Linked DNA regions of Homo sapiens: region 2 is linked to region 1. The links are chromatin loops, found by intact Hi-C in ENCODE. Cell type or tissue: Caco-2. All regions are shown on one strand. Links, peaks and the distances in the headings refer to the core of each region. The heading gives the core; the rest is flanking DNA. Region 1 has its middle 75 kb from the start of LINC03050. Region 2 holds the start of LOC105374780 (a long non-coding RNA gene).

Region 1 (15,319 bases), core at 3,651-11,650:
TGGAAGGAGGGGTATGAGCCCCTCATTTCTGACCCTGAAACGCAGCACTCTGAGCTTTGGGGAAATCTGTATGTAGGTACGACTCGGTCAAGTTGAAATTTGAGTCAAATATTTTCATGATCACTTGTTGCTTTTTTGCCATTCAACCCTAAAGATTATTTTGTGGTCAAATTTTCACCACTTCAGGATGAACACCGTTGTCCTTCGAAGATCAAAACAGCACTCACGCTCACATACACTGACTCCAGAGGAAGGAATGGAAGAGGGAGAGGGCATGGCTACTTGATCAACCACACATTTCAACCTTCAGGAGACTGAAGCTCCTCTCACTTCCAAAGCAAGCAATATTCAGTTTGGAAGCTTTGAGAGGGTTAGAGGCAGATGGCATAATATTTAAAAGCTTGGATTTTGTAGTCTAAGAGATCTAAGCCTCTGTTCTTCCATTATTAGCTGTGTGCCCTTGGGCCATCCATTTAACCTAAGCCTCAGTGTGTCTATAAAATGAGGATAGGAGTAATACCCACTTCACAAGTGTTCCTGTGAAGGTTAAATAAGATAATGCAAATAATGCATGTAAACTGCTTAGCACAGTGCATGGAACATCGTAAACACAAAATTATATTATCACTATGGATGACTTGAAAGTGAGTAGAGTTTGACAAGCTTCTCTATCTCTCCAACAGCAAGCACAGCCGGAAGGATATGGATTATGCAGTGCTTTTCAAACATATTGAGCACAATACCCATAAGAAATACTTACATATTGCAGCCCAGTTCACACACCCATAGATAAATGACTGAAACAAAATAAGTGCTACCAAATAATTATCTTTACTGTGGCAACACGTGACGTACCCCGAGACTTCTTTTTTTTTCGAGACGGAGTCTCGCTCTGTCGCCCAGGCTGGGGTGCAGTGGCGTGATCTTGGCTCGCTGCAACCTCTGCCTCCAGGGTTCAAGCGATTCTCCTGCCTCAGCCTCCCGAGTACCTGGGATTACAGGCACCCACCATAACACCTGGCTAATTTTTGTATTTTTAGTAGAGACAGGGTTTCACTATGTTGGCCAGGCTGGTCTCGAACTCCTGACTTCAAGTGATCCACCCGCCTCGGCCTCCCAAAGTGCTGGGATTACAGGTGTGAGCCACGGCGCCTGGCCTGGGACTTCTTTACTAGTCTATGTGTTTCATTTATTTATTTACTTTTGAAATTTTTCAACCTTACAGAAATGTTGAAAGAATGATACAAAAACACTTTTTACCCTAGAGCAGAGTTTCTCAACATCAGCACTATTGACATTCTGGGCTGGATAACTCTGCTGTGGGGGGGCCATCTGTGCATTGCAGGATATTTAGGGCTATGCCTGGCCTTTACCCACTAGATGCCATTAGTACCTCATACGCACACCCAGATATTACAACCAAAAATGCCATTGTTTTCTGAGGGGTAAAATCACCCACAGTCCATTGAGAACCATTGACCTAGGCCTACCAATAGTAAACAGTGTACCATATTACTCTACCTTCCTCTCAATACAGGCACACACACACACACACATGCACACACACACACATGCACACACAAAGAGACATTTTTTGGTTGAACTGTTTGAAAGTAGATGACAAACTTCATGATATTCAACACCAAAATAGTTCATCGTGTATCTCCCAAGAATAATGACATTCTCTTACACAGCTGCATTGCCATTACTGTGCCTAAAAAATTAACATTAATATCTTTTCTTTCTCCTTGTTTTTCCATGTTGTGTGTAATCCACTACATTGGTTTTTGCCCCACTATGGGTCATGACCCATAGTCTGAAGATTCGAGAAGGAGGATTACAGAAGTGAACATAACTCTCTTCTCCTAAAGATCTCTGAGAAGCCAGAACAGAAGCCCATGCCTGCCAGCATTGAAGGCACACAGCCAAGTGCACGTTTATAGGAGCCTCACCAACACGCCCTGCCGTTTCTCTCCCTGGCTGCTCCCACCTCACAGAGCACCCCCCATAGCAGCACTGAGGGCAGATGACCCAGCCAGTCCCACCCTGCAGGGGACCCAGGAGCTCTCCCAGGCGCCAGTGGGCACCAAGTGGTGTGTGCCCTGGCCCGGCGTCTGCCCAGGGCTGGTGGGGCACACTAGCCTGACCACATCACAGGCCCAGGCTCAGGTTCAGGTTCAGGCAGGCTGCCCACCCCTTCCCTGTTTGCTAAACTCCTTTCCTTTACCTGCACTGGCTCCAGGAAAGTGGTTACAAGTGGGTCCAGAAACTTGCCAACAGGCCAGGGCTGAGAAACATGAAAGTGTGTGAGTCACTGGCCGTCTTTGATTCTCCTGACCTTATAAATCTGGCCTTTGAATCTAACATCAGGATCCAAACAGCAGAGAAACCTGAAAACTAACACAACCCAAAATGGATAGGGAAATTGCCGCCAGAGCCCCCTGCATAAGCCTCCCCAGGGGTCTGGAAAGATCAGTGAGGGGCAAGAGGTAAAGGAGAGCTTCTTACCTAAGCCCCAGCCAGCACCTCTGTCATCCAGGCAGGGAGGCCCCTTTTGGACTTGCTCTTGCTTTGGTGTTCTTATAAAGGCTTGAACCTGTAAAAGCCAGACTTCCTTGAAAGTAAAGAGTCTCTCCAGCTTGCAGGCTAGAGGCAGGGGAGTTAGATCAGCTCTGGCATTTGAGGAGAAAGCATTGCCTACAGCCTGAAAAGCTGAGGAGAAACCTCCACTGAGGCTGACGGTTAAGTCTAGGAAGCAGTTGCTATGACAACAGCCCATCACCTCTAAGAAGAACCCAAAATACAGGTTCTGCATCCCAACTCCAAGAGTGTTGGAGCGATGTGCTGCCTGATAGGGGGCAAGATGTAGGGGAGGGATTTCAGCGATGGGGCTACAAAAGGATAGAGTTGTCCCAGAAAACAAGAAGTGCCATCTCTGTGTCAATGCCCTATACTGTTCCTGTGATTCAGGACAAAGGTGAAGAAGACATTTCCAAAGCTGGCAACATAGCACGGACAGTGATCAGAAGCAGCTATGGGTGGGAGTGCTACAAATATTCACTGATTGTGAACTATTTTCACCTACTATTATGCCTACAGTATCTTCAAGGCTATTATCACAATCCAAAATTATCTCATTTCTTTCGTTTTCTGTCTTTCTTCCCCCACTGAACTGTAGGGACGTGAGAGCCTGGTCTATTTTGTTCATTGTATCCTCACTTCTGAGAACAATGCTCAGAACACAATAAACAGTGCTCAAAAGATAAGAGACCAATGAGTGAGTGAGTGAGGGAGGGACCACAATGTCTTGATCTGCTAAGGGTGCCATAACAAATGCCATAGACTGGGTGGCTTCAACAACAGACATTGATTTCTCATAGTTCTGGAGTCTAGGGGAAAGTCCAAGATTAAGGGGCTGGCAGATTCTATTCCTGGGGAGGGGTCTTTTCCTGGCTTGCAGATGGCAGCTTTCCCATTCCAGCCTCACAAAAAACACATGCACATGAACACACACACACACACACACACACACACACACACACACACACACAGACAAAGAGATAGACAGAAAGAAAGCAAGAGCATGCTCTATGATGTCTCTTCCGGTGAGGGCACTAATCCCATCATGAGAGCCCCAACTTCATGACTTCATCTAAACCTAATTATATCCCAAAAGATATATCCCTAACTCTATCCCATCTCCAAACACCAGCACACTAGGGGTTAGGGCTTTAACATAGGAATTTGGGGTGTGGCAGGACATAAGTCAGTCCATAGCACATGATCTCCCCTCAACTACAAGTCAAGTACGATTTTCCCCACTTAACAGAGGAAGAAAGCAACACCCAGAGATGTCAGGTCCACTGAGCTAATCAGTGGTAAGCCTGGGCCTCAAAACCAGAACTCCTGGCTCCAATTCCCACAATGCCTAAAATTAGTGGAGAGACAAAAATTGTCTTTATCACTTCTGTCATCTCCTTGTGTCCTACAGTTTGGCAAGACTCATAGGACAATCCCAAGGATGATGGCTTTGCTTTCAACAACTTGAGTCTAAAAATGACAGGACAGTTTCTCAAACTGTGGGAAACTCCCTTTGTACCTTTCCCGTAAAGCAGGGATCCCCAACCCACTGTACTAGTCCATGGCCTGTCAGAAACTGGGCCACACAGCAGGAGGTGAGCAGCGGGCAAGAGAGCATTACCGCCTGAGCTCTGCCTCCTGTCACATCAGCGGTGGCATTAGATTCTCTTAGGAGAAAGAACCCTATTGTGAACTGTGCATGCAAGGGATCTAGGCTGCATGCTCCTTATTAGAATCTAATACCTGATGATCTGAGGTGGAACAGTTTCATCCTGAAACCAGTCCCATTTTCCCATCCATAGAAAAAATTGGTTTCCACAAAACCAGTCCCTGATGCCAAAAAGATTGGGTACTGCTGCCTTAAAGGCACCCACAGTGAGGCTGGGGCCTGCCTGAGAAGTGACTCAAGTTTGTCTTCAGCATCCCGTGCAACCTTTACCCACCCACAGTTCCCTAGGATGGCTGAAGATGCCCACTCCAGAAGCCAACTCTGTGGATAACAATCTTTTACATTTAGAATTGTGGATCTGGTTGGCTCTGGCAGAGATTCAATAAGTGACTAATTTTAAGAGGCCCAGAGAGACAAAGTGACTTAAATACAGTCATGAGCAAGTTTTCCAGATTTCTCCAAACTAGTCCCAGACACAGCACCATTTCAGAAGGAGCTACCTGGGTGTGTAGTTACAGGGAGCACAAAAAGAAAGAAAGAAAGACACAAGGATTCCAGAGAGAGGAAAAAAAAATAACTTGTGGCGTTTCAGTTATTTCAGATTAGTATGCAGGAGAAGAAACATTTAGGAACATTGAGGGGCATGGGGACCTTCCAGAGCCTCTCCACTGTTGGCACAGGTGGTCATTCTCCTGCCTCTCCCCATCCATCTGTGACTGGCCAATTGATCCCACTCCCTTCCTGTTAACAGCACCCAGTGCTGAGCTGATTTATCTTCACAGAACCCAAGTTTCTTTTTTTGTTTCTTCAGCTACAGAAAATGGACACAGAACCGAAGTTTTTTTTTGTTTGTTTGTTTGTTTGTTTGTTTGTTTCTTTTTGGACCAAGTTTCACTCTTGTTGCCCAGGCTGGAGTGCAATGGTGTCATTTCGGCTCACCGTGTCCTCCTCCTCCCGGGTTCAAGAGATTCTCCTGCCTCAGCCTCTCGAGTAGCTGGGATTACAGGCATGCACCACCACGCCCAGCTAATTTTGCATTTTTAGTAGAGACAGGGTTTCTCCATGTTGGTCAGGCTGGTCTCGAACTCCTGACCTCAGGTGATCTGCCTGCCTCAGCATCCCAAAGTGCTGAGATTACAGGCATGAGCCACCACGCCCAGCCCCAAGTTTTTGATATCACAGGGATGTTGTATAAGATCAAGCTAAAACAGCTCCTTCCCTTGAAATCCCTAAAACTGGGCAGTCTCTCTGTCTCTGTCACACAAACACACACAAACACACACACACACATTGTTCCTCCAACTCCATTTCTGCCACCACTACCAGAAACTCCCAAAACTCAGCCTAGAAAACCTATGGAGTCACCTTCAAATGGGGATTCCTGAAAGTTTAGGACAACCTGGGCATCTATGGTTGATCCTTGCATTGCTCTGGGGCACACCCGCTGTACAGAAAGATAAAGGAGGGCATCATCTGTTAATGTCCTCCATCCCAGGCCCTGGCTGGTGCTTTACAAACAGTATCTAATTATCTCAACAGTCCTGCAAAAATCCCCTTTTAACTAAAAGATGAAGAAATCAAGGCTCAGAACGATAAAGTGCTATATCGCAAACACCGCTAAAAATCTGACACTAAAACACGTGCTCTTTCCATTAAACAAAACTATTTCCCCACTCATCATTCTAACATATTTCAAGCTGAAAATACATAGCTTTCTATTCTCCAAAATAAAAGACTATAATTAATTTAGACTAGAAAATGAAAAGCTTTTTAAAAAATTAATCACAAATAATATTAAAATTGCAAATTAGGGTAAAAAATCAAGGGCAAATGCTAAGATTTTTGTCTCAAAGCAAAATGAACTCACCTAGAAAAAAGACTGAATACTTTAGCATACGCTCATAAAGAGCCAGAACATTATGCTTTGCCAAATCTAGCAATATCCCTGGCTCTCAGCAGAGAGAGAGCAGACCAGGGTAGAAGGGGGTCCCCCACTTTACAACAGCAGCCTCCCCACACTGGAATGTGACCCCATCAAGGTTAAGCATGGCAGAAGGAATATGTTGCTTTGCAAAAGTTAACCTTTCTCATTACCACCTAGAGAGGATCCCAGGCTTTCTCTCCTGGATGGAAAGCCTCCTTACATTCTCATATGCTCTTTTCAGTGGAAGAAGAAAAAGGCACAGGGTAAGGGCAAGTGTCCTAGAGCTGAATATAACTCAGGGAATAGGCATGGGGTGAACTTGTCCATCTAATGTCACACTCATCAAACATAAAAAACTTCCAGCCATTAGTCCAAGGGAAAACTGGTAGACAAGGGCAGGAACCCATGGTGGATTTTTAATGTATTAAGTGGTCTCAGAGACTCCCTGAGGGGTTATCAGGGCTAAAAAATGGTCTCATTCTACAGAAAAGGACCCAAGCCTTAGGCAGACACCAGAATGCAAATGCATTATGGTACAAAGAGAAACATAACTCCACCTGGGCCCAAATCACCTGCAGCAAGATCTGCATTATTCACTCTTTATGCAAGCAACTTGGGAAGCCAAATCCTGACCTGCAGCGACTTTATTTATTTGCCATGAGCCATCCACATCACAAAGACCAGAAAGGCTCAAAGTCTCTATGATCAGCACTTTCATTGTAGGAGATCCAGGTGTGAAACCAAATTGCAGCAGAAGAGGGCTTGGTGAATGAGACATCAGAGCAAAGGTGATTCAATGAATGAAAGATTAATGGCCTCAGCCTGAGAAGAGCCTGCTGCACATTGCTCACACAGAGCTGTCTTGACAAACCCTTTCCTTTCCATTCCTGCAGGCTACTGAGGCCAGAAGTACTCTAAGAGAGCTCAGTGAGAGTATTCTTCCTGCAAAGCAAGGATGACACCACCACCATTTCTCTTGTTTTGCGGCCAACCAGTCCTGCTTCGAGGGCCACTCTGTCTTCAGATGCATCCATTTCCCTGAAGGCTCAAGGCCTCAAGTCCTTTTGGCTTGGGAGCCCTCTTGTGTCTCTCTTTCTAGTAGCTTGCTTATCCTGCTCTCATCCAGCACCCGTGACTCCCACAGAGATAGCTTAACTTCCTAAGTTCATGGTTCAGTTCAGCACCCCCACCCCAAGCACTGATAAGAGTACTCCTAGGCAGAAAGAGGAGCAGAAGCGTTTGGAAAAATGCACTTTGGACTTGACCTGCCTAGATAAGCAAAGCAAAATGTGTGGAGATTACCAACTTTGCAAGGAGGTCTCTTTAATGAAATTCTCCAGGGCTGAAGAATGTAATAAAATTCTTCAGTGTCAGACACAGGCTTGGCTGCTCCAAAAGAGATCTAAAACAACTGTAGTTTAGACAAGAGAGAATGTAATTTCCCTTTTATGTAATAGTCTGGGTATATCTAGGGCTGACACAGTAGTGCCCAGGATTGAGACTCAGGTGCTTGCTATGTTGTTGATCTGCCATCCATGGGCATAGTCCTTATCTGCATGGTCTAGGATGTCTCATGCTGACATCCACACCTCTGTCACTGGCAGTAGGAGATAGGGGAAGTTCAGCAGAAGTGTCCTCCCCTTAAAGGCATGACCTAGAAGCTGCACACATCACTTCTGCCCATCCCATTGGCCAAAACTTGGTCCTAGCTACAAGGCAGATTGGTCTTCTTGTCATCTTAGCTGGGCAGCCCTATGCTCAGCTGAAAATTCTATTTCTATATAAAAATGAAAGAACGGATATTGTCTCTGCCCAGTTACCCTGATTTCTCCTTTCTCTATTTCCATTACTTTCCTTTTAAAGTCAGGCTGTTCCACAGCTCTTTAATGAGAACAATTATAAACTGGTGTATAAAATTAGATTAGAAATATGCTGAATGATTGAGAGTAAAGATGGATTCAAATGTCCTATTAATAAATCAAAATGCAACATTCACACAATAGCATTCTAACGCTCAAGACTAGGAGTATTTCTCCATGAATATGTGAGTGGAGGTGTGGGCAAGTTTCCTTGAGAAAAGGTTTTCTGAGTGGGGAGAGTGGCAAATAGGATTGGGAAAGGAATTTGAAGTTCCACTGGGGAGGGGCCTACACAGACAGACTAGAGAAGATGCTCTTCCTTTCTTGAGGCTGGATTTTAATTTTTGTTTACACATTCAGTTTTATAGAAATTATTGTGTTTCTCTGTAAATAACTAGGGGGTACATAGCACTGGGTTTCTTAGACAAAATCTTTAGACGATATTTGTTCCTGAATGAGGTCGTTCTATGCTCAGCTGTCATGGACCAAAGCATATATCCCAAGTGCACAGTAACAAGGTGACTCTGTTACCACACTTCCACCCTCCCTCTCCCAATCATCAATGAAACGCCCTATACTGTTTTTAGCTGAAAGAGAAATCTCTAAGCTCTTTAAAAATAAATGAAATGAAAATGAGATATAATTACGTACAGTTGCAACCATAACCATAGGGTTGGTTGGTATAAATGTTGCAATATTTTATTGGTCAGCTTCTGATCTACCACATGAAACATTTTTTTTTTTTAATTTCAAACTCTTCTCCTCACCCCCACTCATTACATACTTATTCCAACCATTGTTCCCAAAGGACAACAGGGGGTTTCTCTGCAGCATCCGTATAGAAGGGAGGGGTTTAGTTCACATACTGTTGTCTTTTGTTGGGGTAGAAGGGGCGTTTACAGTTGACGATTTTAATATTAGTTCTAGCTATTTCTTGCCTAGAATGTCTCACTTAAGAATGAGCTCAACTCTCTCTGTGCCTTCAAACATGAACACGCCATATTTCAAAGTGCATGAAACAGGAGCAGTGAAGTGTCGACTCAGTTTGAGGAAATTGAATTCCCAAATTTTATTCCCTTGGCCCGATTAGATTCCATTAGCTGGAGATGGTCTTTCAACAAAAAAGTATGTGTTCCTCCCCATTGTAAAATCCATCCAATAAAAATGTTTAACCAGAGAACAGAGGAAACTAGCTCCAGCAGGAAAGAAGAAGAAAGAAAATAGATGAGGTTCCCCATAAAATCCCAGATTGAAGAAGACTCTCTGTGTTAGAGCAAAGGTCAGTCTCCCTCCCATAGAAGCTTCTGAAAATATACTCTTCTCTTGCAAATGGAAACTGTGCAGCCTTTCTTTCAAAAATATCCCTCCACGAAAGAACATATGTGCCTGGAGTTAGTCAACAAAAAATATCATTTCTGGGTTGGTCAGCCCATATTTGAAGACTGCAGACTGGAAAGACCCCGGAGGCCTGAGAGGGAAACTTCTGCCCCCAAGGAAAGACAGAATCCAAGCCAGGGATTCTTGGCCCTGTTTTAACAGCACGTAGAAACCTCAGAGTGTTGGGAGGAAAAAGAAAACAAACAGCTGAAAAATCAGCTTTTTCTTTCTCCCTCCTTAGACTTTTTTGAGTTAAGAAGGGGGTTAAAAAAAAAAAAAACAAAACCTCCTCCAATGTTTTACAAGGTCTGTAGCCCTCTAAACATATCAATTAATAATTTAATAAGCAAATCAACTTGCTTGTCACACAAAAATATATTCTTAAGCTAATAATGACATTTTGGAGCTATAAAGATAAATCATTGGGGTTTTGTTTTTTATGTTGCACACATTCAGATTTTTTTTCAAATTTTAACATCTAGCAATACCCCACATTGTCTAATTATGCCAAATTCATTCAATAAAAAAATTATTGAATTTCTGCTATGTGTTAGGCACCATGCTAAAGCCCAGGGATAAAACAGTGAGCAAATAAAGACATAGGCTCTGCCCTCAGAAAGCTTACAGTCAAACAGAAGAGATGGACTTTCAAGCAATAATTATATGAGCAATTCATTTTTTAAATGTTCCCATTGATCTTAAACCCGAAATAAATTTGAATCTACCTTAGCACAAGCATGTCACTACCATGTGACATTTTTATTATGGAAGTGGTGCCTCACATAGGTGTGCATTCAGGGAAAAGTCTAAACAAGATCTGGCAGAAGCTGTCCATGCCACACCCATTTCCCCTCTCTCTTACCATCTCAGGACAGCTGCCCAACTTCCAACTGCCAACCTGTCTCTCTTCGCCTAAGGGCTTTCTCTGCCTATTGGACCCACTCTGCCGGATAATTACCCACCACACCACCATCTAGCTGCCCTCAACCAGTGACTGACCAGGCTGGTGTATAAATATCCCAGCTCCCTCACCTCTTGGGTAGCACATGTGGGTGTGTTTTCTACAACCCTCCAAAGTTCCCAAATGAGATTAAGCTCCAGTTCCACATTTTGGTAACCTGCTTGATAAAGCACATTTCGTTGGCTGCCTTCCCTTTCCATCTCACTTCCTCCCTCTCCCACAGTTGTTTCCTAGAATCATTTCCTAAATAATTTACTTGCAGTCAAATCTTTCCTTCAGGATCTGCCTCTAAGCAGAATCAAAGAGCTTCTCTGATGCATGCTGCTTCTTCATTAAATAAATCATTGTTTAACCGAAGTTTCTCAGCCCCTACTCTTTCATTTTTCTCATCTAATTTATTAATGTTCATCTTTTTAAAGAAAGAAAGGTGGGAATGGGCATGGTGGCTCATGTCTGTAATCTCAGCATTTTGGGAGGTGGAGACGGACGAATCTTTTTGAGCCCAAGAGTTCAAGACCAGCCTGGGCAACATGGCAAAACCGCATCTCTACAAAAAAATACAAAAATTAACTGGGAGTGGGGGCACACGCCTGTAATCCCAGCTACTCAGGAGGCTGAGACTGGGAGGATAACTTAAGCCTGGGAGGTTGCATTAAGCCAAGATAGTGCCATTGCACTCCAGCCTGGGTGACAAAGTCAGATCCTGTCTTTAAAAAAGAAAATAAAGTCAAGCTATGGACAAACAGAGATGCAGCTGGACCTTGGGAATGACAGAAATCAGGGCCTTGGCCACGTTGGGATGGACTCTGCACCTTTTCCCTACCACTCTCCAAGAACTGAACTTACATTTCTCTTTCATTAAGAACTGGTTCTGGGCTGTAGGCAACAAAATCTATATGGCTTAAGGAGAAAAGGATTTTTGAAAGGACATTATTTGTCCTCGGACTGACAATCAGCTTGTATACACCTGCACAGTCTTACTGGCTGTTTACAGCCACTTCCCTTCTGCCTGGTCACAGCACCCTGTCAGGTGCAGCAGGGCCCAGGCTGTGCCACTTGTGAAGTATTTTGAAAACTACCTTGGATTAGCTCACAGAATCACTGAAAGTGTGGAGAAACAGGTTTTAGGCTGGTCTTCCTAGAACAACTCCCAGAACCCTGCTAAAGAACTGACCCAATAAGGGACCTGATACCAATCCACTAGCCACTCACCCAAACTGCTTTCTCACATATTTGCAAATCAAAATTCCACATAGGATTATCTGGTTAGGAGAACCTAGACCATGATTCTACTCTCTTGCTGCAATGGAAGCTGGGAATTGTAGGTTGGCTGGTTGGTTTACGGTTTTTGGAACCTACCTTGAGGTGACAAGATTCACGAAACATGGCACTACTGAAATGTGGAAATATTTACAAGATTTGGGCAGCCACACATGGTAGATTTCCATTATAACTCACAAGGCGGAAAGCAGTGGCCACAAACTGTACAGCTTATAGCTTCAACCACTGAAGAAAGATTGACCTGACTAGCTGTACTCTAGTCTAAAAATTGCAGGGGACAGATCATTGCCCCCAAACCCTCAGGTGCCCATCTGAGACCAGGGTGGCAGGGCCATGGAAGTACATGGCTGTTCTTGAGTGACCCACGCATATAAGGGAGAGGGAAGTGAACAAGGAACAGCATCCAGAAAAATGGGGGTTTGGGGCAATCTAATGGAGAGGAAGAAAAGAAAAAGTGGAGGACACATGATGGCTTTTATAGCTTCTGCTTAGAAGAGGACATGTCACTTCTGCTCACAGCTGATTGGCCCAAGCAAGTCACATGGCCAAGAGTGTCAAGGGGTAAGGATTTCTCATTATTCTGCAGGAGGGCCCAGTAGGGAGCGTACAGTAAGTATGGGCGGCTAATATTTTTTTAACACTGCAAGAAAGCAGGCACTATTATTTGGGTTGCCTATAGAATAACCACTCCTAGGACCATAACAACATATCAGGTGATATGTGCATCTCTCTTTACCGTTTTAAAAGTACATTTTTTAAACTTTCTTTTTTTTTTTAATTGAGATGGAGTCTTGTTCTGTCACCCAGGCTGGAGTGTGGTAGCGCAATCTCAGCTCACAGCAACCACTGCCTCCTGGGTTCAAGCAATTCTTCTGCCTCAGCCTCCCAAGTAGCTGGGATAACAAGTATGCACCACCACGCCTGGCGAATTTTTGTATTTTTAGTAGAGATGGGATTTTGCCATGTTGGCCAGACTGGTCTCAAACTCCTGACCTCAAGTGATCCACCCACCTCGGGCTCCCAAAGGGCTGGGATTACAGGTGTGAGCCACCATGCCCAGCCCATTTTTTAAACTTTCAATCATTCATTTAATCTTCACAAGGCCATGAAGTATTGTGAGACTCGGGTAAAACATGTGACTTGGCTAAGATCTCCCAGCTAGCAAGTATTCGAGGTGGAATCTGGACCAGTTTCATTTCATTCCAGATACAGGACCAAATTAAATTCCTATACTTTAAATCTCAGCTTTAAAGAAAAGGAAGAACAAAGGTAGATTATACTATCTGATTTCAAGACTTTTTATAAAGCGATAGTAGAAAAGGCAGTGATGGTATCAGAACAAAACAGAAAGTCAAGAAATAAACTTATATGTATATGGCAAATTGATTTTTACAAAGATGCCAAGGCACTTCAATGAAGTAAAAACTAGACATTCAACAAATGGAGCTGGGAGAATTAAATAGGCATGGGCAAAAGAAAATCTCAATCTCTAACTCATAGTATATACAAAAAATTAAAATAAATTGGATCATAAACCTACACATAAGAGATAAAACTATAAAACAAACAGTAGAAAACATAGGAGAAAATCTTAGTAGCCTTGCATTGGGCAAAGATTTCTTAAAAATAGGGACACAAAAAAATCGATGAATTGAACTTCATCAAAACTTAAAATTTTACTCTTGAAAAGATACAGTTCAGAAACAAAACTAATAAGAAAAGACAGTTAAGGAATCAATAAGGAAAGCCAGAGACCAGGAGAAAATATTTGCAAAACAAATATCTGGTAAAAGATCTGTGTGCACAATACTTCAAAAACTCTTGCTGGGCTCGGTGGCTCATGCCTGTAACCCCAGCACTTTGGGAGGCCGAGGCGGGCAGATCACCTGAGGTCAGGAGTTCGAGACCAGCCTGACCAACATGGAGAAACTCTGTCTCTACTAAAAATACAAAATTAGCTGGGCGTGGTGATGCATGCCTGTAACCCCAGCTACTCGAGAGGCTGAGGCAGGAGAATCACTTGAACGCGGGAGGCAGAGGTTGCAGTGAGCCAAGATTGCACCATTGCACTCCAGCCTGGGCAACAAGAACAAAACTCGTTCTCAAAAAACAAAGCAAAACAAAACAAAAACAAAAAAACTCTTATAACTCTATAAGAAAAAAAGGGCAAAAAAATGAATACATACTTTATAAAAGATATACAAATGAAAAATAAGCACATGCAAAGATGCTCAACATGATTATTCAATAGAGAAATGCAAATTAAAGCCACAGTGAAACACCACTGTGTATACACACATTGGAATGGTTAGAATTTAAAAGACTGACAATGTCAAACATTGATGAGGATGTGGAGTAAGTGGAATTCTCATACTTTGCTGGTGGGAGTACAAACGCTTTAAAAAATAATATGGCTGGGCAAGGTGGCTCATGCCTGTAATCCCAGCATTTTGGGAGTTTGAGGTGGAAGGATCCCGTGAGCCCAGGAGTTTGAGACCAGCCTGGGCAACATAGTAAGACCCTGTCTCTAAAAAAAAATTTGTTTTAATTAGCTGGGCATGGTCGTGCATACCTGTAGTCCCAGTTACTTGGGAGGCTGAGATGGGAGGATTGCTTGAGCACAAAAGGTCAAGGCTGTAGTGAGCTATGATGGTGCCGGTTCCATCCAGCCTGGGCAACAGAAGAAGATCCTGTCTCAATAAATAAATAAATAAACAAACAAACAAACAAACAAACAAACAATATGGCTCTTTTTTTTTTTTTTTTTTGAGACAGAGTTTCACTCTTGTTACCCAGGCTGGAGTGCAATGGTGCAATCTCGGCTCACTGCAACCTCTGCCTCCCAGGTTCAAGCAATACTCCTGCCTCAACCTCCCAAGTAGCTGGGATTACAGGCACCCACCACCACGCCTGGTTAATTTTTTGTATTTTTAGTAGAGACGGGGTTTCACCATGTTGGCCAGGCTGGTCTTAAACTTCTGACCTCAGCTGGTGAAGTGATAAACAAATTGTGGTACATCCATACAACAGAATACTACTCAGCAATAAAAAGGAATGAACTACTGATATACACTGAAACATGGACAAATCTCAAATGCATTATGCCAAGTGAAAGAAGCCAGACTCAAAAGGCTACAAACTGTATGATTCATTTCTGTGAAATTTTTTCTAAAAGGTAAAACTAGGGTGATGGAACTACATCCGTGGTTGTCAGGGTCCAAGAGGTGGGAGTACGAGATTGACTAAAATTAGGAAAGAAGAAATATTTGGGAGTGATAGACATGTTCTACACCTTGATTGTGATGGTGGTTCACAAATGTCTACATTTGTCAAAGCTCTTCAAATCGTGCACTTGATACTGGTGAGTTTTATGTTATATAAACGGTACCTCAATAAAGCTCACAAAAGTAAAGGAAGAAAAACCTGCCTAACTGTTTTCTGCCCTTTCTGAAGCCCTCCTGTTCTTGCTTGTACATTGTATGCTGTATGGGTATCCTTGTTTGAAGTGTGGTTTTCCCCTAATTGTTCATTGATATGGTTTGGCTCTGTGTCCCCACCCAAATCTCATCTCAAACTGTAACACCCATAACCTCCACATGTCGAGAGAGGAACTTGGTGAGAGGTGATTGGATCATGAGGGCAGTTTCGCCCATGCTGTCCTCATGATA
Region 2 (15,319 bases), core at 4,300-12,299, 76 kb after region 1:
TGTTCAAGATGATATGTCAAGTTCTCTGCAATTTACTTTCAAAGGGTTTGTCACATTGTGTGTGTGCTTACAGAAATGGATGGATACATGCATACATAGACAGGCAGACAGCTATCTCAAAAGAGAAAGAGAGGAAAAAAAAGGCAGACAGAGAAAGCAAATGTTAACAACTGCTGAATCTAGGTGAAGAATATATTAATTTTGTGGGGGTTTTCTTTCAGCTTAACTGTAGGTTTGAAATATTTTCAGAATAAAAATTGGGGGGAAGAAAAAAATGAAGGTTTTGGAAAAGATGGTGTCTCTGTCTCTTACCTTGCTGTCATTTGAAAAATGCCACAACCAGCTGGGCGCGGTGGCTCATGCCTGTAATCCCAGCACTTTGGGAGGCCGAGGTGAGTGGATCACAAGGTCAGGAGATCGAGACCATCCTGGCTAACACAGTGAAGCCCAGTATCTACTAAAAATACAAAAAATTAGCCGGGCGTGGTGGCACACGCCTGTAGTCCCAGCTACTCGGGAGGCTGAGGCAGGAGAATCCCTTGAACCTGAGAGGCGGAGGTTGCAGTGAGCCAATATCGCGCCACTGCACTCCAGCCTGGGCAACAAAGCAAGACTCTGTCTACAAAAAAAAAAAAAAAAAGAAAGAAAAAAAGAAGAGAAAACTGCCACAACCTGAAATAGATCATCCTTGCAGGAGGCAGCCCTGTCCGAAGCCTGGGTCAAGTTAACAATCCTCCCTGCAAACCCACGCTGAGTGTCCATTCAGCATACTCAGGAGCTGACCAAAGAGGGTGCTGGCTCCCCTGCTCCTTCCTCCAGTCTGGTGCACCATGATGACTGTTTGGAAGTTGACTTTGATAGACAAGAGGATGTTTGTGCACTGCTGGAAGAGACTGTGAAGGGTGAGTCAGAAAAAGGCTGGGAAACAGATGAGGGGGCAGAGAGATGGGAAGTTTGTAGCCAGGAGACAACTTAGGGAATGTCTGGGAAATGAGGAGGAGGGGAGGCTGGGAAAGGGTCAACGAGCAGTGGCTTATCTGAAAATCCTTTAGTATAAAAACAACAGAGGAAGACTTATTTGGTGTTGTTTATTTACCTACTACAAGTTGACACTGAGGGGTAGGTGAGCAGCCCCTATCTCTGTTTTCTCATCTTCTAAGGGAGCATAAATTTCCTTCCTGACTCTTTCAGACAAGCCCTTCTTTCCTTGGCAAATCACTGGTCTTCTTCACCTCAATGTGCCCAAAGCAGGAACACAGACATTTGGAGCTGGAATGTGCATGAAGAAATTCTAAGAGGGCATGGGTGGAAACAGGAGGACCAGTCTGAAGGTCTCTGCAATCTAGTGACCAATGAGAGTGGTCTAGACAGGGGGTTACAGAGGAGGTGGTGAGAGGTGGTTGGATTCCAGATGCATTTGAAGGCAGAAGTCAGCTTTCCACAGATGCCTTGCCTAGAAACATCACTGACCTTTTAGATTTCCCTTCAGTATTCCCCTCTCTGTGGTTTGTATTCTTGAACTGGAGGGCTCAGTTTCTTATAGCAACAAGGTGAGTTGGGGTATGGACAGATGAAGACAGATCCATCTCTGATCCTGGAGACACCATTCGAAGGGCACATCTTCCTAATGAAAATCAGCCAGCAACATCAAAGGAAGTTAAGTCCAGCTCAACACTCCACTTTTCCAGGAAGCCTCACTCTCCACAGTGTGATGGCTTCCTTCTATGAGCTCAACGGCAGTCTCATCTATAGTAATAACATCCTACCTGACATGAGTATAGTACTTTACAATTCTTTCATACCATTTGGGGAGGTTCTTCCTAACCCCTCGATTAAGGTGGGCCCCCTGTTGTATGTTCCCATAGGACCTTATTCTTCTCCTATTCCAATTTTCACTATATGTTATTGTAGATGCTTGTTTAATTACTTGTCTTTCCCGCTAGATTGAAAAGCTTTATGAGGAAAAGACAATGTTATAGCCTTAGTACCTACCACAGTGCCTGGCTCATAAGAAGCATTCAGCATATCCCTACAATTGAATGGATAAATGATCATTAACTCTTTTAATCTTCAAAACAATTATTCCAAAGTGGGTGGTACTGACTCCACTTCATTGATGAGGTGAAGGAGCTGCTGAGAGACTATGGTCACATAGCAAGTTAGCAGAGGAACTGGGAATAGTACCAGGGTCTAGGCTTTTTCCACTACACTCTACCTGGAACAAAAAAAAAAAATCCATTCATTTAATCAATCAATATATACTTATTGATTATTCTCTATGTCAGGCTCTATTGTATGCTGATAGAAGGACAAACAAAAAAAAGGTCAGATTTGCATTTGGATGCTATTAAAAGAAACCAAATGCAGGGAAACGGACATACAAACACATAATTGTATTAGAGTGTAATAAATACCACAGAAGCTCTAGGAGGACTGTCTAACTCTGCTCATAGGAGGAATGTCCAACTCTACCTTTAATAGGTTCCATTTGATCTGGGTTTAAAAAAAAAAATAGGCCGGGCACGGTGGCTCATGCCTACAATCCCAGCACTTTGGGAGGCCAAGGCAGGCGGATCATGAGGTCAGGAGATTGAGATCATCCTGGCTAACACCGTGAAACCCCGTCTCTACTAAAAATACAAAAAATTAGCCAGGCATGGTGGTGAGCACCTGTAGTCCCAGCTACTCGGGAGGCTGAGGCAGGAGAATTGCTTGAACTCAGGAGGTGGAGCTTGCAGTGAGCTGAGATCGCTCCACTGCACTCCAGCCTAGGCGACAGAGTGAGACTCCATCTCAAAAAAAAAAAAATAATAATAATACTAGGTGTGGTAGAACAGGATGGGGAAGGTTATTAAGGGAAAAGGTGAATGGCTGGTGCCTCCAAAGCTGGGTACCCTTGTTTCCTGCTCTGTGACTAAAGATTCTTAATCACATATTCCACCCAAACCCCAGCAGCTTGCCTCAGGAAATGGAGGAATCAGTCCCGGGAGCCCAGGATTGCTTAACTCAAAAGTAGCCAAGACAGGAGACTCATAATGTGGGGCCAGGTTGCCTTATAAACATCCCTGGAGCTTGCCTACCTGGGCTACTACGAACTGATTAAAATGTCATCATATGAATGGTGTTTGTTATTGCTTCTCAGCCTTTTGGTTAAGATCAAGTGTAGTATGAATGGTGTTTGCTGGATTCAGGCAGTGTTCAACCCTCACTTATCACACAGAGTGGCCCGAACACTTCATTTTGATCAATGTATAAAATTTATTTTTGTGACAAGTAAAAGAACACTGCAGGTCTTTTGACATGGAATAAAGTGAGGTACAAATTGCTGTGGGTAAGAGACAGTTGGGGCCAAAGGAAGATCACTGGTTTATGGAGACTTGGGAGAATCTGCCTCCTAAGAATAAAATAAATCAGCCAGGGGCAGTCAACAGTCCTTCCTTCATCAAGAAATGGCACAGAAGGGCAGCCAAGAGGTTATCCTATGAGCATTGTTATGTCACAGTAGGAATTGGAGTCGGGGGGAGGGGACGGGGTTGGGGGGAATTACCATTAGCAGTTGAAGTGGTAGGAAATTTTTACATAGGAGAGTATGGTGATCATATTTGCATTTTAGAAAATAATGGATAGCAGTTTGTTAGGGGAACAAAGGACAGAGACAGGGAGACTATTTAAAACATTAATAAAAAATACCAGTGACAGATGATGAGGCACCTACCTGATGGGAATGGAGAAGAGGAGATGGATTCAGAAACTACTTAGGAGGTACAGTCATCAAGATCTAGATGACTAATTGCATGTAGGGGGTAAAAAAGTAGGAAGAAGAGAGGATGATGACTCCTGCATTTCTGGCTTGGGAAAGTGGTTAGATTGTGGGCTGGATGTGTGCATGATTATGTGTGTGTAGCTGAAAAGGCAATTTAGCTTTGCAACTGTTGAAGTGAATATGGACCATAGACATAGATATCCCTAGGTAGCTGAATATGTAGCCTGCAAATCAGGAGAAAATTCTAGGTGAAGATGGTAATTGCGAATCATCAGAGTCTATATGGTAAGTGGGAGTGGATGAGGCAGCCCATGTAGACAGACCGCAGAGGGAGGAGAAGGCCGAGGACCAAACTTGCAGAACACCCACATGTGAGGGGCAACCAAAAGCAGCTGCCTGTGAAGGAGATTGAGGAGTCAAGCCACACAAACTCAAAACTGTAAACATCATTGGGAGCCTTAGACAGTCTAGCTCAGTTGGAGTTGGATTTGACTATATGTAACAGAAACCCAACTACAGTGTACTAACAGACTTCTTATTCAGAGGCAGGCAGTCCAAGGCTGATGCCCAAAGAAGCCATCAAGACCCGTGCTACTTCCAGCTCCTTCTGTCCTCATAATCATAGATGATTGCTCCACATCCAGGTATTAAGCTCTTATTCCAAGCAGGAAGGGGAAGGACAAAGGGCAAAAGGCATTTGCCAAGTCTCTCCCTTTTTATGAGGAAAAACAATCATTTTCTGATAAGCCCTATTCACTGGACTAAAACCTACAACCCATTGGCCAAGATTGGGTATATGAATATATCACTGCATGAGTACCAGGGCAAAATGAGTATTTTTTTAAACTTTTTGCTTTGGAATAATTTCAAATGGACAAAATTTGCAAAAGTAGTACAAAGAATTCTTGTATTTTTTCACCCAAAATTTCCCAATACTAACATTTACCACAATTACTTTATCATTTTCTTTCTCTCTCTCTCATGCATGCGTGATGCTCATTTACTTCTAGTTTGGTATGTGCTTCCTAAAAATAAAGACTTTCTCTTACATAACCACAGTACAATGATCAAAATCAGAATATTAACACTGATACAAGGCTATTATTTAATCTACAGCTTTTGTCAATTGTCCCACTAATGTCCTTTATAACAGAGAAGAAGCTTTTTTTCTGGTCCAGGAACCAATCCAGGACCAAACATTGCATTTCGTTGTCATGTTGGTTTAGTCTACTTTAACATGAAATAGTTCCTCAATCTGTCTTTGCCTTTCATGTTGTTGGTATTTTTGAAAACTGAAGTCCAGTTACTTTGCAGAACATCCCTTATTTGGGTTTGTCTGACAGTTCCTCAGGATTCAGGTTAGGTATTTTTGGCTAGAATACCACAGAAGTGATGCTGCAACCTTCTCGATGCATCATGGCAGAAGCTACCCTATTTTGACTTGTTCTGTTACTAATGATATTAGCTTTGATAACTTGGTTAAGGTGGTAAGGTAGTATCCGTCAGATTTCTCTACTATAAAGTCCCTATTTTACCCTTTGAAATTAATAAGAATCTGTGAGGAGAGGCTTTGAGATGATATAAATATCATGTTTCTCATCAAAACTTCACCCACTAGTTTTAGCATCCATTGATAATCCTTGCCTGAAACAATAAGATGGTAATTTTCTAATTCTGTCTTTCCATGTATGAGTTTGCCTTGCACCATATGGAAAGCTTTCCTTTCTCCACTTATTCATTTATTTCCGTACGGACTCAAAGATTTTTATTCTACTTGATAAGTTACAACCCATTACTATCAGAGTTTATTTTAACATGGAATTGTCCCAGATTGGCCATTAGGAACCCCTTTAAGCTGGCTCTGTGTCCTATTGACATGTCCCCATCATTCTTTGGGGACTTTTCTTATTGAGATTATTATTTTTAACAGGGTACATTGCTACCTTGATAAAATCAGCCTTCTGTTAATAAGGAACAAAAGGAGAAACAAAAATTGTGTGGGCAACCAGAAGTGTCTACCACACCTAGCTCCTCACCAGCCAAGAGGTGGTGGCTTGAATCCAGGCTGACAGCCTTGCTTTTTTCTAACATAACAACTTTGTGACTACATTCCAAAAAGAGCCTTGAGGCCATTTAATTCCATCCATTCTTCTCCTCACTGTAATCCTTTATCACTTATCCAAACTGAGTGCTCCTAGAGCCAGGTCATCTGTGTTGCACAACTCCTGGAGGTGCCATTCATATTGCAGACTATGAATGATGTGCTAGAACAGGAGCCAGCAAATTTTCTTTCTTTCTTTCTTTTTTTTTTTTTGAGACAGGGTGGAATGCAATGGTATGAACACAAGGCTCACTACAACCTCTACCTCCTGGGCTCAAGCGATCCTCTCACCACAGCCTCCTGAGTAGCTAGGACTACAGGTGCACACTGACATGCCTGGCTAATTTTTTTCTTTTTTTTTTTTTTTTTAAGAGATGGGGTTTTGCCATGTTACCCAGGTTGGTCCTGAACTTCTCAGCTCAAGCAATCTGCCCATCTCAGCCTCCCAAAGTGCTGGGATTACAGTGGCATGAGCCACTGTGCCTGGGCAATAAACTTCTATAAAGGGCCAGATAGGGCCAATAGTCTCCACTGTGTGGGCCACACAATCTCTGTTGCAACTACTCATTTCTGCTGTTGTAGTGGGAATGCAGCCATAGACAATGTTTAAATGAGCGGGCATGGCTATGATCCAAAAAAACTTTATTTATGGACACTGACATTGAACTTCATATCATTTTCATGTATCATGAAATGCTCTCATATTCATTTTTAAAAACCCATTTAAAATGTAAAAATTATTCTTAGTTTGCGAGCTATACAAAAATAAGCAGCTGGCTAGATCCGGCCATAGTTCACCACCTCCTGCTCTGTTCAGTCTGAGCCATCTTGTGCGGTGCTCCTGCCTCTGGAGGTCTCTTCTCCCTTACCCTAATCTCCAATCTGCTATCCTGCTCTGGGCTTCCTCTCCACCTTCTACCTTCTTCCTTCCCAGATCTTTCTTCTGTGCCCTGCTTTCATTCAATTGTATATAAACTTCTTTCCACTTTTAACCTCCTGGCTCATTCCTTGCCTTAACTGAAAAGTAACTGTAATCCCTAAGGAACATGATTCCATTGCTGAATTCTAGAAAGGATGCTACTCATTTTCCCATGCCCCACAACCCATGGGTATGGAAAGTGGTACTGGCGCTCTCCACATTCCTCAATCCTACTTCTAAACCTTTAGCTCTTCCAACCTCCAGCAAAACTCCCTCCTCCTTTGATGCTCTACCATCTGAGTCTTTGAGCAATAGCTAACATATGCTGAGCAATATCCTGAGCAAAACCAGGAGACAGGTACAATTGTTATCCCCTACTTTGCAGAGGCAACGAGGGGTTAAAGTCACACAGCCAATAGTAAATGGCAGAGCCAGGATCTAATCCCAGCAGTCCACACTTACTCCCAAGATGTTACACTGCCTTTTCTCTATGACCACATGGATCACCATCCTCCATTCAAGCCTCTGAATTCCATTATCTCCTGGATCAGTTAGGTACCTGGGCGGAAACAGGTGCACATTCAGCCTGAGTCATTTGAAAAGGATCTAGTCAAGGAAATATTTACAAACGTGTAGAGCAGTGTTGCTCAACCTTTTGTCATTATCTCCTTATTTCATCCTAAGAGAAAAATTTAAATTTCCCTTGACAAAATTTTGGTGAGTAGGGTTGAGCTTTGGAGGCCAACAAACCATTTCATATCTAAGATTGTTTTGCTCCCCCAGACTAATTTTCACCCCTTTAGAGGCAATATTACCCCCATTTAGAATGTAAGAATGCATGGAGAGGGAAACCATAGTGATACCACAGCCCTCCAGGCTAGTGACTGAGATACCATCTCAAGGCCAGAAGTGGTGAGGGAGGGAGGTATTACTGGAAGTCGGAGACATCTGAGAGCTGTGACATTCTGTCAAGAGATTGGTATGGCCCCAGGACTGATCCATTCTTCACACTACAGTGAAAGTCATCTTTCTTTCTTTCTTTCTTTCTTTCTTTTTTTTTTAGAGATGGAGTCTTGCTCTGTCACCCAGGCTGGAGTGCAGTGGCCTGATCTCGGCTCACTGCAACCTTTGCCTCCCGGGTTCGAGTGATTCTCCTGCCTCAGCCTCCCGAGTAGCTGGGATTACAGGCATGCGCCACCATGCCTGGCTAATTTTCTGTATTTTTAGTAGAGACAGGGTTTCTCCAAGTTGGTCAGGCTGGTCTCAAACTCCCGACCTCAGATGATCACCCGCCTTGGCCTCCCAAAGTGCTAGGATTACAGGTGTGAGCCACTGCGCCTGGCCGAAAGTCATCTTTCTAACTGGAAACAGTGGGCGCCTTTGGAAGACAGAACTGGATAGTGGAAACAAGCAGGAAGAAGACCTTTTCAGCTTTTGAAGGCTGTACAATATGCATGTATCATCTAATTTTAAAATAAAATGTAATTTTAAAAATTGACCTAAAATGCAAATATGGTCATTCTTTCTCATGCTCAAAACACTTCAGTAGCCCATCTGCCACCAAGTTAAAATCCAAATTCATCCACATGTCACACAAGGCCCCCGGCATATTTCTTTAGCCCATCTCTGCCACTCTCCACCTCAAAACCTGTGTCCAGACATGTGAATTGCTGAAAATTGAGTGCATTCCCTAAGCAATGGTTTTCCTTTATTGCCAATTTGCTCATAATACCATGTTGTATCAGACATCTGTTTCTTATACCTGCAGTTTCCACATGCTAGAACGCAAAGCCTCTCCCTCTCCTCTACTTTTCTTCCTGGTGAATTCTTCATTCTTCAAGATCCAGTTAAAATTACCTCTCCTGGCTCCCACTCCCACTTCCCAGAGAACAGTTAACAACCTTCTCTGTGTCACCACTGTACAGTACAGTGATTAAGAATATAAGTTCTAATGCCAAACTATGTGGGTTTTGATCCTGGATTTGCCAATTCAGTTGGTCACATTGGGCATGCTACTTAACCTCTGTGTTTTGGTTGTCTTATTTATAAAATGGGGATTCAAATAGTTTCTATCTTAGAAGGAGAGCCTTCATTCATTAAATATTAACTAAGCATTTGTTTTTCTATATTGAAACCAACCAAAATTCCTGCCCTGGTGGAACTTAGATAGATTCTAGTGCAGGGGTTGGCAATCTACAGCTCCTGACCAAACTTAGTCACTTGTTTTATAAAGTTTTATTGGTACATGGCCACACCCTTTAGATTATGTATTATCTATGGCCACGTGCATGCTACAAAGGTTGGGTTCAGTGGTTGCAACACAGACCATATGGCTTGTACAGCTGAAAATATTTACTATCTGGCCCTTAAAGAAAAGGTTTGCTGTCCCTTGTTCTAGTGAGATTAAAGTAGTTCACACATGTAAACATGTAAAGTGTTTAAATTTTTGAATCATTGACTAGCACTTGGTAAGACACTCAATTAATACCAGCTTTATTAATATGATTGCATTCCTTTACTGTAGCACCTAACACCAGTACTCAGTTAAATTTTTTGCTGAATAAATCAATGAATGGAGAGGTAAAGAGGAACCAGAAGTTGGGGTTACAGAAGTCACTGATGGAAGAGTTTCAAGATAGTAGAAGTGGTCAGCCCTGTTAAGTGACAAGCCAAGGACTGAAGAAAGACTGGCAGATTTGGCAATCAGATGAAGTGACCTGACCAAAGAGCAGCTTGTGTGAAGTAGTGAGGACAGGCGCTGGTCTGCGACTGGTTTAGGAGGAAATGGAAATGAAGAAGAAGAGATAGGAAAGTGGAGATTATATGATGACAAGTATCAAGATAAAAATGAACACATTTGGCCTGCTACCTGAATTTTTTAAATCGGCTCACCAAAAAATATCAGGCTTATTGAAATATTGGAATATCTGATGAAGTTTCCTCTTATCTTTGAGCTGTTTGGGTTTGGGTAAAATTTCAATGCTTAAAATTCACGTCTACAACTAGCAGGCAGAACCTTAAAGTCCAGAACCATTAAAGGGTTTAATAATGGTGAGGCATATGATGATGCTGATGATGATAATGTTTCTTTCTTTCTTTTGTGATCTTAATCACTGTGTGATCTTAACTAGTTTGAAATGAGAATTTCAATGGAGACAGTAGTGTAAATTTACCAACAGAACAATTACAGTCGTGACAAAACAAAAACTATACAAGCATATTTTTGTTCATTCTATAAATTTGTACTGAGTACTTTATATACACTAGGCATTCTGACAGATATAATTATGTGGGTATAAAATTTAGTTTATTTGATAGTTGCTTTCCCCACCGCCTCCAGAAATTCTTGATTTAGTTGGTAAAGAAAATCAGTTAAGCAAATAAGTTCACTATTTGTAGAAGTGTAGATGGGTTATGGTGGGGGCACAAAATAATAAAATAATGTATTTAAAACTATTTTCACATCTGTGAAAAGCTCTATACATCTGTGGCATTAAGACTAAAGAGAATGGTATCAAGTCATAGCTGCTTTCTAGAAAACATGCATGAGACATTTAGGACCTCTGCATATTACCACTGAGTTGTTTTTCTTTTAAGGGGCTACAAAGGAGTATGTTCAGCATGATCTTATTTTTATTAAAATTATACTTTCTATACAGAAAAAGACTATAAAAATACACACTTAAAACATTAGCAGTGACCCACAGCTAGTATCATACTGAATGGGGAATAACTAAAAGCCTTTTCTCCATGATCTAGAACACAACAAAAATGCCCATTTTTACCACTATTATTCAACTTAGTACTGGAAGTTCTAGCTAGGGCAATCAGACACGAGAATGAAATAAAATGCATCCAAATTTGAAAGGAAGAAGTGAAATTATCCTTGTTTGCAGATGATATGATCTTATATTTGGAAAAATCTAACAATTGCACACACACAAAAATATCTATTAGAACTGATCACTGGGCATGGTGGCTAACGCCTGTAATCCCAGCACTTTGGGAGGCCCAGGTGGGTGGATCACGAGGTCAAGAGGTGGAGACCATCCTGGCCAACATGGTGAAACCCTGTCTCTACTAAAAATACAAAAATTAGCTGGGGGTGGTGGAGCGTGCCTGTAGTCCCAGCTACTCGGGAGGCTGAGGCAGGAGAATCGCTTGAACCTAGGAGGCAGACGTTGCAATGAGCCAAGATCGCACCACTGCACTCCAGCCTGGCGACAGAGCAAGACTCCATCTCAAAAAAAAAAAAAAAAAAAAAAAAAAAACAAGAACTGATCAACAAATTTAGTAAAGTTGCAGGATACAAAATCTACACAGAACCAGAAGTGGTGGCTCATGCCTGTAATCCCAGCACTTTGGGAGGCCAAGGTGGGTAGATCACTTGGGCTCAGGAATTCAAGACCAGTCTGAGCAACATGACGAAACACCATCTCAAAAAAAGTGCAAAAAATTAGCCAGGCATTGTGGCACACACCCAGCTACTAGGGAGGCTGGCAGATGGCAGGATGCCTTGAGCCCAGGAAGCAGAGGTTCCAGTGAGTCAAGATCACACTGCTTTCTAGCCTGGGCAACAGAGCCAGGTCTGTCTCAAAAAAAAAAAAAAAAAAAAAAAAAAAAAAAAAAAACTCAACACACAAAAATCAGTAGCATTTCTATATGCCAACAGTGAGCAATCTGAAAAAGAAATTTTACAAAGTAATCCCATTTACAATAGCCACACATAAAATTAAATACCTAGGAATTAACCAAAGAAGTGAAAGATATCTATAATGAAAATAACAAAACACTGATAAAAGAAATTGAAGAGGACACACAAAAAAGGAAATATATTCCATGTCCATGGATTGAAAGAATCAATATTGTTAAAATGCCCATACTGCACAAAGCAATCTGCAGATTCAATGCAATTCCTATCAAAATACCAATGGCATTCTTCACAGAAATAGAAAAAAAAATCCTAAAACTTATATGGAACCACAAAAGACCCAGAATAGCCAAAGCTATCCCAAGCAAAAAGAACAAAACTGGAGGAATCACATTACTGACTTCAAATTACACTACAGAGCTATATTAACCAAAACAGCATGGTACTGGCATAAAAACAGATACATAGACATATGGAACAGAATAGAGAACCCAGAAACAAATCCACACACCTACTGTGAACTCATTTTTAACAAAGGTGCCAAGAACATCCACTGGGGAAAAGACAGTCTCTTCAATAAATGGTGCTGGAAAAACTGGATATCCATATGCAGAAGAATAAAACTAGACCCGTATCTCTCACTACATAGAATAATCGTATCAAAATGGATTAAAGACTTAAATCTAAGACCTCAAACTATGAAACTTCTACAAGAAAACATTAGGGGAAAGTCTCCAGGACATTGGTCTGGGCAAACATTTCTTGAGTAATACCCTTCAAGCACAGGCAACCAAAGCAAAAATGGACAAATGGGATCCCATCAAGTTAAAAAGCTTCCACATGACAAAGAAAGCAATCAACAAAGTGAAGAGACAACCCACAGAATGGAAGAAAATATCTGCAAACTACCCATCAGACAGGGGATTAATAACCAGAATATACAAGGAACTCAAACAATGCTATAGGGAAAAATCTAATAATACAATTTAAAAATGGGCAAAAGATTTGAATAAACATTTCTCAGAAGAAGAGATACAAATGGCAAACAGGCATATGAAAAGGTGCTCAGCTGGGCACCGTGGCTCATGCCTCTAATTCCAGCACTTTGGGAGGCTGAGGCGGGTGGATCACCTGAGGTCAGGAGTTCGAGATCAGCCTGGCCAACGTGGTGAAACCCCGCCTCTACTAAAAATACAAAAATTAGCCAGGTGTGGTGGTGTGTACCTGTAATCCCAGCTACTCAGGAGGCTGAGGCAGGAGAATCGCTTGAACCCGGGAGATGGAGGTTGCAGTGAGTCAAGATCATGCCACTGCACTCCAGCCTAGGCAACAAGAGTGAAACTCTGTCTCAAACAAAAAAAAAAAAAAGAAAAGAAAAGGTGCTCAACATCACTGATCATCAGAGAAATGCAAATCAAAACTACAATGAGATATCATCTTAACCCCAGCTAAAACAGCTCGTAACCAAAAGACAGGCAATAACAAATGTTGGCAAGTATGTGAAGAAAAGGGAACCCCTGTACACTGTTGATGAGAATGTAGATTAGTACAGCCACTATAGGGACAGTTTGAAGGTTCCTCAAGAAACTAAAAATATGACTACCAAATGACCCAGCAATCCCACTGCTAGATGTGTACCCAAAAGAAAGGAAATCAGTATATTAAAGCGATATCTGCACTCCTATATTTGTTGCAGCACTGTTCACAATAGTCAAGATTTGGAAGCAACCTACATGTCCATTAACAGATGAACAGATAAAGAAAATATGGTACAAGGCCGGGCGCAGTGGCTCACATCTGTAATCTCGGCACTTTGGGAGGCCAAGGCAGGCAGATCACGAAGTCAGGAGTTCGAGACCAGCCTGGCCAACATGGTGAAACCCCTCTCTACCAAAAATACAAAAATTAGCCGGGCATGGTGGTGCATACCTATAATCCCAACTACTCGGGAGGCTGAGGCATGAGAATCACTTGAACCTGGGAGGCGGAGGTTGCAGTGAGCTGAGATCGCGCCACTGCACTCCAGCCTGGGCAATAGACTGAGACTCTGTCTCCAAAAAAAAAAAAAGAAAAGAAAAGAAAAGAAAAAAGAAAGAAAGAAAATATGGTACATATACACAATGGAGTGCTACTCAGCCATAGAAGAAAATGAGCTCCTGTTATTTGTAACAACATGGATGGAACTGGAAATCATTAACTGAAATAAGCCAGGCACAAAAAGACAAACATAGCATGTCTTCACTTATGTGTGGGATCCCAAACATCAAAACAATTGAACTCATGGAGATAGAGAGCAAAAGAATGGTTACCAGAGGCTGGGAAGGGTAGTCGGGGGTGGCAGTGGGGAGATGGAGACAGTTAATGGGTACAAAAAAATAGAAAGAATGAATAAGACCTATTATTTGATAACATAACAGGGCGACTATAGTCAATAATAATTTAATTGTACATTTTTTAAAAAATTAGTCGGTGGTGGCGGGCGCCTGTAGTCCCAGCTACTCGGGAGGCTGAGGCAGGAGAATGGCGTGAACCCGGGAGGCGGAGCTTGCAGTGAGCCGAGATCGCGCCACTGCACTCCAGCCCGGGGGACAGAGCGAGACTCCGTCTCAAAAAAAATAAAAATAAAAATAAAGAACTTAGAGTATAACTGGATTGTTTATAACACAAAAGATACATGCTTGAGGGGATGGATACCCCACTTTCCATGTGATTATTATGCATTGCATGTCTGTACCAAAATATCTCATGTACACCATAAATATATGCACCTACTATGTACCCACAAAAATTAAAAATTAGAATTTTTTTTTTCTTTTTTTTGAGAGGGAGTTTCGCTCTTGTTGCCCAGGCTGGAGAGCAAGGGTGTGATTTCAGCTCACTGCAACCTCCGCCTCCGGGTTCAAGCGATTCTTGTGCCTCAGCGTCCCGACTAGCTGGGATTACAGGCATGCATCACCATGCCTGGCTAATTTTGTATTTTTAGTAGAGGTGGGGTTTCACCATGTTGGTCTGGCTGGTCTTGAACTCCTGACCTCAGGTTATCTACCTGTCTCGGCCTCCCAAAGTGCCGAGATTACAGGTGTGAGCCCAGACCCCCAATTTTTTTTTTTTTTTTAATGTAAAAACATGGCCAGGCACGGTGGCTCACATCTGTAATCTCAGCACTTTGGGAGTTCAAGGCGGGTAGAGCACTTGAGCCCAGGAGTTAAATACCAGCCTGGGCAACATGGCAAAAACCCATCTCTTCAAAATATACAAAAATTAGCTGGGCATGGTGGCACACAACTGTAGTTCCAGCTACTTGAAAGGCTGAGGCAAGAGGTTAGCTTGATCCCGGAAGGCGGAAGCTACAGTGAGCCAAGATCATGCCATGGCACTCCAACCTGGGAGACAAAGCGAGACCCTGTCTCAAAAAAGAAAAACCCGGTGGGGTGCGGTGGCTCATGCCTATAATCCTAGCACTTTGGGAGGCCGAGGTGGGCAGATCACGAGGTCAAAAGATCGAGACTATCCTGGCCAACATGGTGAAATCCTGTCTCTACTAAAATACAAAAATTAGCTGGGCGTGGTGGCATGTGCCAGGTACTCGGGAGGCTGAGGCAGGAGAATCGTTTGAACCCTGGAGGTGGAGGTTGCCATGAGCCAAGATCACGCCACTGCACTCCAGCCTGGCGACAGAGCAAAACTTCTTTAAAAAAAAAAAGAAAGAAAGAAAAGAAAGAAAGAAAGAAAGAAAGAAAGAAAGAAAGAAAGAAAGAAAGAAAGAAAGAAAGAAAGAAAGAAAGAAAGAAAAGAAAAATCAACCATTAATAGCAGGGGTTATATCTGAGTGGTGAGATTACTGGGACATTATTCTTTTCTCAATACTTTTTTGCACTTTAACTG

The links. Peaks named below come from ENCODE experiments on the same cell type or tissue, not always from the same donor. Only the 100,000 strongest peaks of a DNase experiment are listed, where the experiment ranks them.
Region 2: it touches region 1 in a loop (4-fold over the local background); 4 of 110 quality-filtered maps call a loop at or near these places.

Annotation. Positions count from the first base shown.
Region 1 is chr2:65,519,997-65,535,315 of GRCh38, reverse strand. No RefSeq gene overlaps it. Among named protein-coding and RNA genes, the nearest start is that of LINC03050, 75 kb to the left of the region's middle. In Caco-2, for the core only: no CTCF peak of the experiment used is centred there; DNase peaks (open chromatin) are centred at 7,345 and 7,766.
Region 2 is chr2:65,444,748-65,460,066 of GRCh38, reverse strand. It overlaps LOC105374780 (a long non-coding RNA gene), which reads left to right and starts at 3,542. Exons shown (of 5, transcript NR_187891.1): 1 at 3,542-3,762; 2 at 4,307-4,407; 3 at 6,085-6,184. It overlaps LOC124907784 (a long non-coding RNA gene), which reads right to left and starts at 2,549. Exons shown (of 2, transcript XR_007086495.1): 1 at 1,471-2,549; 2 at 1,073-1,269. In Caco-2, for the core only: no CTCF peak of the experiment used is centred there; DNase peaks (open chromatin) are centred at 5,986, 7,319 and 7,696.